Linked DNA regions of Homo sapiens: region 1 is linked to region 2. A link is an interaction called in ENCODE POLR2A ChIA-PET data of the cell type or tissue named here. Cell type or tissue: OCI-LY7. All regions are shown on one strand. Each heading gives the region's core, and the rest is flanking DNA. Links, peaks and the distances in the headings are about the cores only. Region 1 overlaps SMC3 (structural maintenance of chromosomes 3). Region 2 overlaps RBM20 (RNA binding motif protein 20).

Region 1 (5,383 bases), core at 113-5,112, 53 kb after region 2:
TAATTAACTAAATTTTAAGGAAATGAAAATTTCTTGTATAATCCTAACCTAGCTAGATTGGTTTAGAAAAACAAAATCTTATTTACTCCTATGTATATTAAAAGTCCAAGCCTCATTTTAATATTTTCTCAGTTCTTTTCTTTCATATTGCCCTAGTTAGCAAGAAAGGCCCTTTTCACAATAGCCAATTACTAACGAATTCTTTTTCCAGTCAGCTGTCTACTTACCTGCTGAAGTTGACGAATCTCATCATTCAGTGCATCTACTCTCTTCTGATCTTCCAAACTCAGTTGAGAAAGCAAATCAGTTCCCAGTTCTGCTTTCAATGACTCTCTGGTAGACTCCATAGCATGCAAGCTTGCCTCCAAACTCTGTAAGCTACGTTGCTATATGACATTATCCATTTATTAGTAAGGTATTAGCCACTGTATTACTTATAGTGAAAATTTTAAAACAATCTATATTTGATTGAGCTAAATATATAGACATATCAACTCAAATATTAGGTGCCTATTAATTTGGTAATTAGGACTCTAGCAACAAGAAAAATATGATGTAATAGTATAGGTGGGGCAGGGTGGGGCAGATCATATTCCATGATTAAACTATACAAAAATCTTCAGGCATATTATAAGAACAAAAAGTTGCCGGGCGCAGTGGCTCACGCCTGTAACCCCAGCACTTTGGGAGGCCAAGGTGGGTGGATCACGAGGTCAGGAGTTCGAGACGAGCCTGGCCAACATGGTGAAACCCGTCTATACTGAAAATACAAAAATTAGCTGGGTGTGGAGGCACACGCCTGCAATCCCAGCTACTCTGGAGGCCGAGGCAGGAGAATTGCTTGAACCCAGGAAGTGGAGGTTGCAGTAAGCCGAGATCACGCCATTGCACTCCAGCCTGGGCGATAGGGCGAGACTCCATCCCCCTCAAAAAATAAAAAGTTGTCAGAATATGGTTGGGATGGTACAACTGTAGGCACATCTTTTTTTTTTTTTTTAAGCTCTTTGTAGTTTTAGTATTATACTAAGTAAAAGATTTGTCAAAACTGTCAAGTTTATGAGACCAATAACACACTATCACTTATAAGTTTGCTTTCTAATTTTAATACAATCTGGACAAAACGGAATCAAATATTCAACTAATTCCATTGTGCTTCAGATAAAAATGGTTACTGACAAAAACTGACCATCAGACAGTACTCTTATGTCACAGCTTCAAATGCCTATTTGTTCAATGAAGGTGGAAAGTTTGAACGTGCCAACAATAGGAGACTTTGGGTATCCATGGGTTTAAGAATGGTAAAATAGATGTAGATATCCAAAAGTATGGGTCTAGCCTGGGCACAGTGGCTCACACTTGTAATCCCAGCACTTCGGGAGGGCAAGGCAGGTGGATCATCTGAGGTCAGGAGTTTGAGACAAGCCTGGACAACATGGTGAAACCCCATGTCTACTAAAAACACAAAATTAGCCGGATGTGGTGGCGTATGTCTGTAGTCCCAGCTACTCAGGAGGCTGAGACAGGAAAATCGCTTGAACCCAGGAGGTGGAGGCTGCAGTGAGCTGAGAACGCACCACTGCACTCCAGCCTGGGTGAGACAGAAAGAGACTCTGTCTTCAAAAAAAAAAAGTATGGGTCCAAACAAAAATGAAACATAAAATTCAAGGATAACCCATATAATGTATGATTCATATTTCCATATTATTAATCTGTAACAATCGATCTATAACCAAAGATATACTTACGAACCTTAGGCATGAAGGTTTTCTCTGACTGCTGCCTCTTCTCTTTTAGCATCTTCATTTCTGATAATATGCTATCTCTAGATGCTTTAAATTTCCTTTGCTGGGTCTCGATCTGTTGCATTTGGTTCATCAACTGATCAATTTCATTATTAATCCATATACAAGGCTAAGGAAAATTATCTCCAGGTTGTAAATATATCGTATGTTCTTAATTCTTTTTAGACACAACACCATGTATCCCTTCCTTTTCTTTACCCCCAAATAACATTTATGTCCTCAAATTTATGGACCAAAACAATGCTGAACTATATTACCCAAAATGCATTCAATCATAAAGAAGCTTGAAACATTTCACCCCATTTCACTCTCAGAATAACATGTATACTGTTTTACTAAAAGTTATACAAAACAAATTCTTGGAAAACCATAAAGGAGGTTAGGTGAAATCTAACAATATTACATACTTTTAAATATCTTTTCATTCAACAAATGTTTACTGTTACTATGCTTAAGGCACTATGTTAAGGGTTTATGTATGAAGAGTTCTTGCCATGTGTGGAATAATTCAATCTAGCTGGATTATCAAACACAGGAAGACAGCTGGTATACACTGTCAACATCCTCCTTTTCCTCAGTATTTCCCCATACGCTCTTTGTGTTAACATCTTGCCAAATTCAGGCAGTTCTTTAAAGTGCGATATGCAGACCCCTGCAAGGTCAAAGCTCAGGTGCTTATTTTTCTTTTTCTGTGCTTGCACTGATGGCACAGAAGTTATAAATCTGCAGTTTTAAAAAAATTCCAGTTTCACCTGAAGCAGTTAAAAATCATTAACTTTATATCTATTCTTGATGCTCAAGTACCTATATTTTTCAACTTGTGTGGCAAAATGGAAAGCACACATAAAGTACTTCTTATACCAAAGCACCATGGTGGTTTTAAGAAAATCCACATATACAATTGTTTCATTTGTGAACTGAACTAACCACTCCTCATGCAGCACCATTTTTATGTAAAAAAAAAAACTATGGCTACTCCGACTTGGTTATCTGACAGCCATTTCCTCCACTAACATTAAATCTGCACCAAATAACTTCAAGACAGTAAAATCTAACATTTTTCACCCTCCCCTGTCACCTTTTTTTTTTTTTTTGAGACAGGGTCCCACTTTGTCACCCAGGCTGGAGTGCAGTGGTGTGATCTCAGCTCACCGCAACCTCCACCTCCCAGGCTCAAGTGATCCTCCTGCCTCAGCCTCCCAAGTAGCTGGGACTACAGGCCTGTGCCACTGTACAAGTACAATAAAATGCCAGTCCTTATATATTTGACTTCTAAGCAATATGTAACATTACTGATGCCGCCCCCACTCTCTTCCTTAAAACAGTATCTCTTGCTTACATAAATTCAACAGGGAAGAAGGGAAAAAAAAAAAAACTACCAAGGTTTTACTTGTACAATTCACAAACTGATCCTTCTCAGTTTCCTCTTTCTTTGCCTGATACAACCTTTATTTTTGTGTTCTATGGGTTCTTTTCTTCCAAGTGACTTCATGGTATTAGCTACTTAACACTTAAGCAAAGAATCATTAAAATAGCTTTTAGTCTTCAAAAGCTAAACAAACATAAGCTCTTGAACTTAAAACACAAGAAATTTTTAATATGTGAAAAAACAAAAGATTATATATGGCAACCAAAACACAGTTCTTCCCCCACAATATCTATCACTATGCACAAAACAAAAAGATATTTTCAATATTTCTGCGCAGGTTTTCATTGAGCTTTGCTTCAAGTTCACCTAGTTCTTCTTCTGCTTTTCTAACATCTTTTTGCAATTCAAGTCGAGACTTCCTTGTGTCATAATAACCCCCAGTTAGAGCACCCCGATGGCTGACTTGGTCACCTATAAACAAAACATATGTAATAGGTCTGTACAACTTTTTTATTCAATGATAAATTGACTTATAACAAAAAAACTAACCTACAGGCTTTAAGTAGATAATGAGAATTGAAAGTAATTTAAACCACCCTGAAAAAATTTTGCTTTTCAATGCTAGATTTTTTTTTTTTTTTTTTTTGAGACAGGGTCTTGCTCTTGTTGCTCAGGCTGGAGTGCAGTGGTGCGGTCATAGCTCACTGCAACCTCAAACTCCTGGATTCAAGTGATCCTCCTGCTTCAGCCTCCTGAGTGGCTAGGACTACAGGTGTGCACCACCACACCTTTTTTGTAGAGACCAGGTCTTGCTATGTGCCCAGGCGGTTCTCGAACTCCTGCCCTCAAGTGATCCTCATGCTTTAGCCTCTTAAGTATCTAGGATTACAGAGTCAAGCCACTGTGCCCAGCCAAAATTTGCAGTCTTTAAAAAAAAAAAAAAAAAAAAAAGAACCTCCAGTTGAACCTGAACATCTACCAGAGGGGAAGGAAGTGAAGACTAAAGAGGAAATATTAGTAGGACACAGGACCTAGCTTGAAATTTCCACTGGCCATATTTGGGAAAATTTGAGCATCAAAATAACAATACCAATGTAATAACATATTGAATTAAAAAAAAAAAATTCATGAATCACAGTGATACTTTTTTAAAAAATGAAAATTGGAGACTCTTTTCTACAGAAGAGTGACAGCTAATAAATGCAGCAGCAATAACAGAATTTATGAATCACCATTTTGAAACCCCCCAGTGTAACAACTGATTCAGGCAAGAGTCAACAAAGTGCTAAAGCAACTGAAGTTGTTGGGAGAACCTGACTTGAAGAATAATCTCACATATTATTAAATTACAAAGGGGCAAAGGGATACCTTTACAACGGAGAGATCTGCAGGTGATCAAACCTAGTATCACTAACAATGGGACACATTATATGACACCATAAGTACATATCATTCATGTAGCATTCATGCCAACAATATTTAAACAATGATGAGGAAGCAATAAGACAAATCCAGAAAATGGAACTTTTCTGGATTTCTCTGGGTGGGGAGAAGGGAGCAGGAGGAACTGTCTTATATTTAAAGAATCTAGACCGGGCATGGTGGTCATGCCTGTAATCCCAGCACTTTGGGAGGTTGAGGCAGGCAGATCACCTGAGGTCAGGAGTTCGAGACCAGCCTGACCAACATAGAGAAACCCCGTCTCTACTAAATACAAAATTAGCCGGGCATAGTGGCGCATGTCTGTAATCCCAGCTACTTGGGAGGCTGAGGCAGGAGAATCGCTTGAACCTGCGAGGCGGAGGTTGTAGTGAGCTGAGATCATGCCACTGCACTCCAGCCTGGGCTCGAAACTCCATCTCAAAAAAAAAAAATAAAGAGAAGACACTATATGCATACTTGATTTAATCCTAAATAGAAAAATATTTTAGGATAATTGAGAAAACTTGAATATGGATACTTTTTAGAGGATATTAGGTTAATGTTAAATTTCTTAGGTGTAACAATGATACTGTGGCTATACAAAAGAATGTTCTTATTGTTAGGAGATGCATGCTTAAATTTTAGAGATGACATGACATGATGTTTTACTTATTCTTGGATGGTTCAAAAACAACCACAACAAAACGTACATATACAGAAACAAAGCTTGGGGGGAGATGGGTTTACCTGCTTTCTTCAACAAATAAAGAGGAAAAAAAAAATTGAGGGC
Region 2 (5,383 bases), core at 140-5,139:
TTGGGGTGGCAGAAATAATAATGGGCATTCCTATAACTGGCTTGGGAGTAAGAAGTAAAATGTGTTTTGTTTCCTTTAAATATTAGTTATGCTTTTACATCTCAAAAGGTTCATCTTTAAACCACAGCTTGAAGGTGTTAAGAGGACGTTTCTGGGTATGAAAGGAAGGTAGGTACTGGGTTTTTCCTCTATTAAGGATCTGGGGAAAAAGAGTAACCTTGAACAAAGAAGAGCAGAGAAGAAAATGTGATGGTTGGCTTCTGTTTGGCAGGAAGGAACAGAGCATGAGATGCCCAGGAGAGACCCAGTCTACTGCCACTCCCATAAAAGTCCCGTGTGGGTGGGTGAGCAGGATGGGGTGAGAGGAGATAACACAACCAAGGATGCTTTTCTCAACCCTCTTAGGGGAAGTGAGTAGACTAAGGCTGGTACATACACGGTTAATTTATGAATGCCTCCATTTCTCTCTCCTCCATTCCCAGGATGACAAAATGGTGGCTTAGCAGAAAATATAAGACAGAAATACAGGGATTCTCATCACAGCCTGATGACTCCCTCGCTGTGTGACCTTCAACAATTCACTTGACTTCTCTGATGCTCATTTGTCTTACCTAGAAAAACAGGAAGGCTGGGCTAAAACAGCTCTCAGCTACCTTCCAGGACTAAAATGTAAGATGCTAAAGGGCAGCTCAGTCTTCAAGACAGTGCAATACCAATGTGAAATGTCTACTCCTTCTGTTGCTGTTTTTAAAAATGAAATACTCGCAGGTACAGACGGTTAGGAAAAGAAATAGATAAAGAAAAAAATAGTTTTATTGTTTTCTTTTATTGTAAAAGTAATACATGCTCACTGAATTTTAAAAAAATAGACCATATTAAAAAGGAAGAAAAAAAGACAAACCAGTCTAATTGCCCCACCCAGAGTTAGAACTACTGTTAATGTTCTTTACATTTGTTCTTCAGATGTTTTTTAAGGCTGGCAGGCACCAGCACACACTCATACACATCTTTTCAAAAACAAACATGAGATCTTTGCATACATGCTGTTTGTAATTTTTTTAGTTAATATTATATGGTTCTCCTTCCATATCAATCAATGCAAAATAGCAGCATCATTCTAATGGCTGAGTAGTACATGACCTTATACCTACACATGGTTTATGTTTCCAACTGAGAAACATTTAAGTGGTTTCTAATTTTCACTTTTCTAGACAGTGTTGAAATAAATATGCTTATGTTCATCCTCATGTATGTACATATTTGAAGACTTTAAATCAAGATTTAATCACAGACTTCTCTCTCTTTTTATGCAGAAGGTTAAAATATTGATCATTTCAAATACCAAATAAAGTTTCTCCACAACTCTGCTATTGCCAGCGCAGGAGGATGCAGCACTGGCCCCACAGCGCCCACATCCTGGCTCTGGAAACACTCGGTCTCCTGATTCAGTGAGGCTACACGGAAGCATGAGGCCCAGCTTTGGGACAACTATGACATCTGCAAGGCTGCAAAGAGGTTTTAGGGCGAGCTCCAGGCTGGTCTCTGCGGCCAACTGACTGTGCGTCACGGTTCAGGAGTCCCTGCAGTAGCCACAGCCGTGCTCCTGTAAAACGTTTGTGGGTCCTATGTTTACATTCTCTGACTCTGAAACCATCGATGTCACCAAACACACTCCTGTTGGCCTGTGTTTAACACAATCCAATTCAGACACATGAAAATTATTATCTCTGTCTCCCAAGCTGAAAGTGCTACTTTCAGTTTGTTAAAGTAAATGTTAAAGTACTTACTTTAACATTCCAAAAAATTATTCTTATACCAAAAACATTTTTAGAGATTGAAGAACAGTATAAAACCTTTTCCTGTTCACTGACATTAGTGTTTATTTTTCTGACTTTTAAAATTATGTCACTGATCCAAATATTCTTTGTGAATGCTAGAGAAAGTATTTCATTCTCTTTTTGTGGTTATTGTTGTATTCATGGGTGATCAGTGTCACAAATATGTACCTGTGTCCATGGCTAAATTTAATTGATGTGGGACATATTCCGTATCAGGTGATGGAGGAAGTAGATGGAGGGAGGCATTCTACATTGGGTATCACTCCACAATTTTGCTAAGATTTGCACAAGAGCCACCTAATTTTATTCTTGGAAGAAACTGCAATTGATCATTTCCAATCCCTGGAGAGGCTAGATTAGAAAGGTTAATTGGCTTGTCCAGGTCACTGACTCCCAGTCCAGAGTTTTTTCCTCTGTGGCACTCCTCGACAGAAGCCCAGTAATTAACTTAGAGCAAAGATGCTCATTTTACACCTGAAAATATCAGACTGATCTTAAATCATTCTGTTCAATAATTAATTCAAAATAAACCAAAGGAGGAGATTTAGTGAAACCAATGCATCTTTAAAATATATATTACCTAGTCTACTCCTGACACTGGAGGGCAGGTTGAAGGGCAGGCCTAACAAAACTTAAAAACATATTCGGGAAGGAGTCCACAGACAAGTTGCAAAACCAAAAAGTATTTAAGATGTCCAGACAGCAGCAATTGGAGGTTTCCAGGTTTGGGTCAGAGTGGGAAGTGGTAACTGAGAACTGATGGGTCATTAGTGTGATCAAGAGAAAGCAGGTGCAAAGAAAAGGCAGAAGCAAGTGGCCCTGGTACAGCCTTAAAGCAAATACCACATTAAAGAAGGCAAAATTGGCGTGGAAACTATCTTCATGGGGTGATAACCACTCCCAAACACATGCATGACCCCCCTGCCTTTTGTTTCTGAACACATGGAAAGATTGATTTGTCCAACTGAGCTGTGAGTTATGAACACATCCTCATGCAAGTTGCTTAACTGCTCCCTTTTTGCCCATAAAGTACATCAGCACCAATATGTGCCATCTCCCCTACAGATCTGCTGTCAGCAAGTTGGAAAAGTTGCCTTAGAAACCATCAGGGGACTTACTTATCTTATAAAATCCATCAGGAGCTGTGGGGAAGAGGAAGATCAATCAACTTGACTGTAACTTCCACCGCGGTAAAGAGTTTATCATATTAAATGGATATATGCAACATATCCAAAACACACACAAGTTATTTGGGGGGAGGGGTCCTTCTCACTTTCACTTCCTCCCCCAACAGCTGGCAGTGATAACTTCTCCCCACACTTGCTGTGTGTAAACTTTGAAGACTAAAATCTTGTACAGCTCTTTAGTTGGGTGGAATTTAAACAGTGACCACCCATGGAGCCAGTCAAACTATCAGCTCACCAACAATACCCCCGTGGTGGTGTTGCAAACCAAATTCACATTCCTGATTCAAAAACATGTCTTCTTAATTAGGATCAGAATCTGCCAGTCTACTCACTGGTGGGAACATGCAGTATTAGGCATCCAGGATAACACGCATATTCTCAAGATCCAGCCAGGTTCTTTAAACAGAAAGGGAACTGCCGTGTGCTCCTTTCTGCAAACCACTAATTACCATCTTTGCCATGATTCTGTAATATGGATCATTTTACTTAATGCAAAACTTTTCAACACTCTAAACGCAGCTACCAGTCACTCACACTAGCTGCAGATCCACAGCAATTTTCCCTGTTAAAATATACCAAATAATATCATTTAGACCATCCCCAATTAAATAATCACTGTGGCAGGAAATAAAAATCAGATTAAGTAGGATTTTGTGGTGTAGGAGACCATTCAAGCTTTTGTCTGGCAGGGAGACCAGGACAGATGAAGGGAGAGGGGTGTCCTACTTCTGAACTTCTCTTTTGGGTTTTAACTCCAGTATCTCAAGCTTCCTCAATTCTTACTTTCCATATTTAGTTCAGTCCATTTTAATTTCTATCCCTTGATTAAACCCCAGTTCCCAACATTTTGTGTATTCTTGTTTATCAAACCTGTGAATTGAGCTATATCAATTTGTTCACTTGAGGACCGGCTGTTGTGGGCGGGGAAGAATATTAGTTTAAACTGGAGTCAAGAACTTAAAGCCACAAAAATAAATAAATAAATATATAAATAAATAAATAAATCAGAAGGAAAGAAAGAAACTGGATAATGTGGAATCATTTCACTGTGAGTCAATCCTGGTTGGTTTTTTTCTGCCCCCTGGTGACTATTAGGACTGGCAAAGAGATCTTAACAGATCAGAGTTCACATTCCAATGGACAGATTTGGGCTTTTTAAATTATTAATTAGATAAACTGCGAAGGAGGTAGCAAAAGAATACATGGATAGAAAAATAAAAAGGGTGATCAAATTCTTCTTCTTCTTCTTTTCCCCCCTACAGCACTGGCATTAGAACAGCTCTGTGTGCACCATATGCATAGTCCTTTACTGTGACTAATGGGAATAATGTACTACATTTCATAATACTGATCTCTTTGGCAATTTGAGAAAAATTCACAACTAAATGATTATACATACTATCTAAAAATACTTATCACAACAAACCCTCAAGCAAAATTTCTTTTTCTGATAAAACTTTGGAAAGCTTTCTAGATAAGCAAAAGAATCATTCAGGCTGCTAAGAAAATAGCACCCCCCCCTTTTCTTCCCTGTTGGGGTAAAGGCTTAATCCTCTCAGATGTTTTCCCTGCTGAATGCTTGTCTTATGTGCAGTTTAAGATGGTATTTAAAATTTTCAAAATTCCTTCTACAAGTGTATTCCTATTTCCCCTAAAATTGGGCTCAAACTGATGTTAACTGGCACAGATGTTAGAAATTCCATCCTCTTTCCAGAAAGGACCAAGTATGAATGAAAGGGAATGTCCCTTTTTAGCAAATTCTTATTTCTTCTCTCTGACTCTGGATGTAATTGTCAGCATACCCATCAAAGTGGGTGAACATCATACACAACTTGCCTGCGAATGACTCCCTAACAGTTACACGGAGATCCTTCTGCAGAATGTCTGTAAAATTAGAGTCTGTAAATCGGAGTTGCTACTTACAACATTTTCTATTCCGAGTGAGGGGAGCACTTTGCTCTGAAAATATAGACAGCCAGTGTTCTAATGCTATACGGAAGACTATAGATCAAAGAGATCAAAGCTGGATTCATGTTTTCATTAACTACAAGCATTTACACGCAGGTAACACTAGCCATCAAATGCTAAACCAAAACTTTTTCTATTGTTTATAATTATTTTTATTCACTGCTTAAAAAATAATACAGAAAAAAGTGTCATCTATACTCAAATTAAATATGCAACCTGATGCCACGCATTACCCAGGAATATTTTGCTGCAAATCAAATAAGTTAGGAAAATCACCTCTACATTCACTTCATAAGAGGGGTGCACGTGTTTGGTTTCTTTCCTCCATGGCTAGTGGTATACTTCGTGGTTCCATCTGACAGCTAACTTCAACATTTCACACGGAATTGA

The links. ChIA-PET counts read pairs that join two places held together with the same protein. Peaks named below come from ENCODE experiments on the same cell type or tissue, not always from the same donor. Only the 100,000 strongest peaks of a DNase experiment are listed, where the experiment ranks them.
Region 1: POLR2A ChIA-PET joins it to region 2 with 5 read pairs; 4 of 35 experiments call an interaction of 5 or more read pairs at or near these places.

Annotation. Positions count from the first base shown.
Region 1 is chr10:110,594,657-110,600,039 of GRCh38, reverse strand. SMC3 (structural maintenance of chromosomes 3) reads right to left here. Exons shown (of 29, transcript NM_005445.4): 19 at 3,490-3,642; 20 at 1,750-1,901; 21 at 228-386. Among named protein-coding and RNA genes, the nearest start is that of SMC3, 30 kb to the right of the region's middle. In OCI-LY7, for the core only: no CTCF peak of the experiment used is centred there; no DNase peak of the experiment used is centred there.
Region 2 is chr10:110,647,878-110,653,260 of GRCh38, reverse strand. The region is part of intron 1 of RBM20 (RNA binding motif protein 20); the gene reads right to left. Among named protein-coding and RNA genes, the nearest start is that of RBM20, 6.2 kb to the right of the region's middle. RefSeq lists enhancers at 1,027-1,526, 1,527-2,028. In OCI-LY7, for the core only: CTCF peaks have their summits at 3,926 and 4,140 (motif pointing left); DNase peaks (open chromatin) are centred at 1,510, 2,660 and 3,130; H3K4me3 peaks cover 2,824 bases; H3K27ac peaks cover 3,833 bases.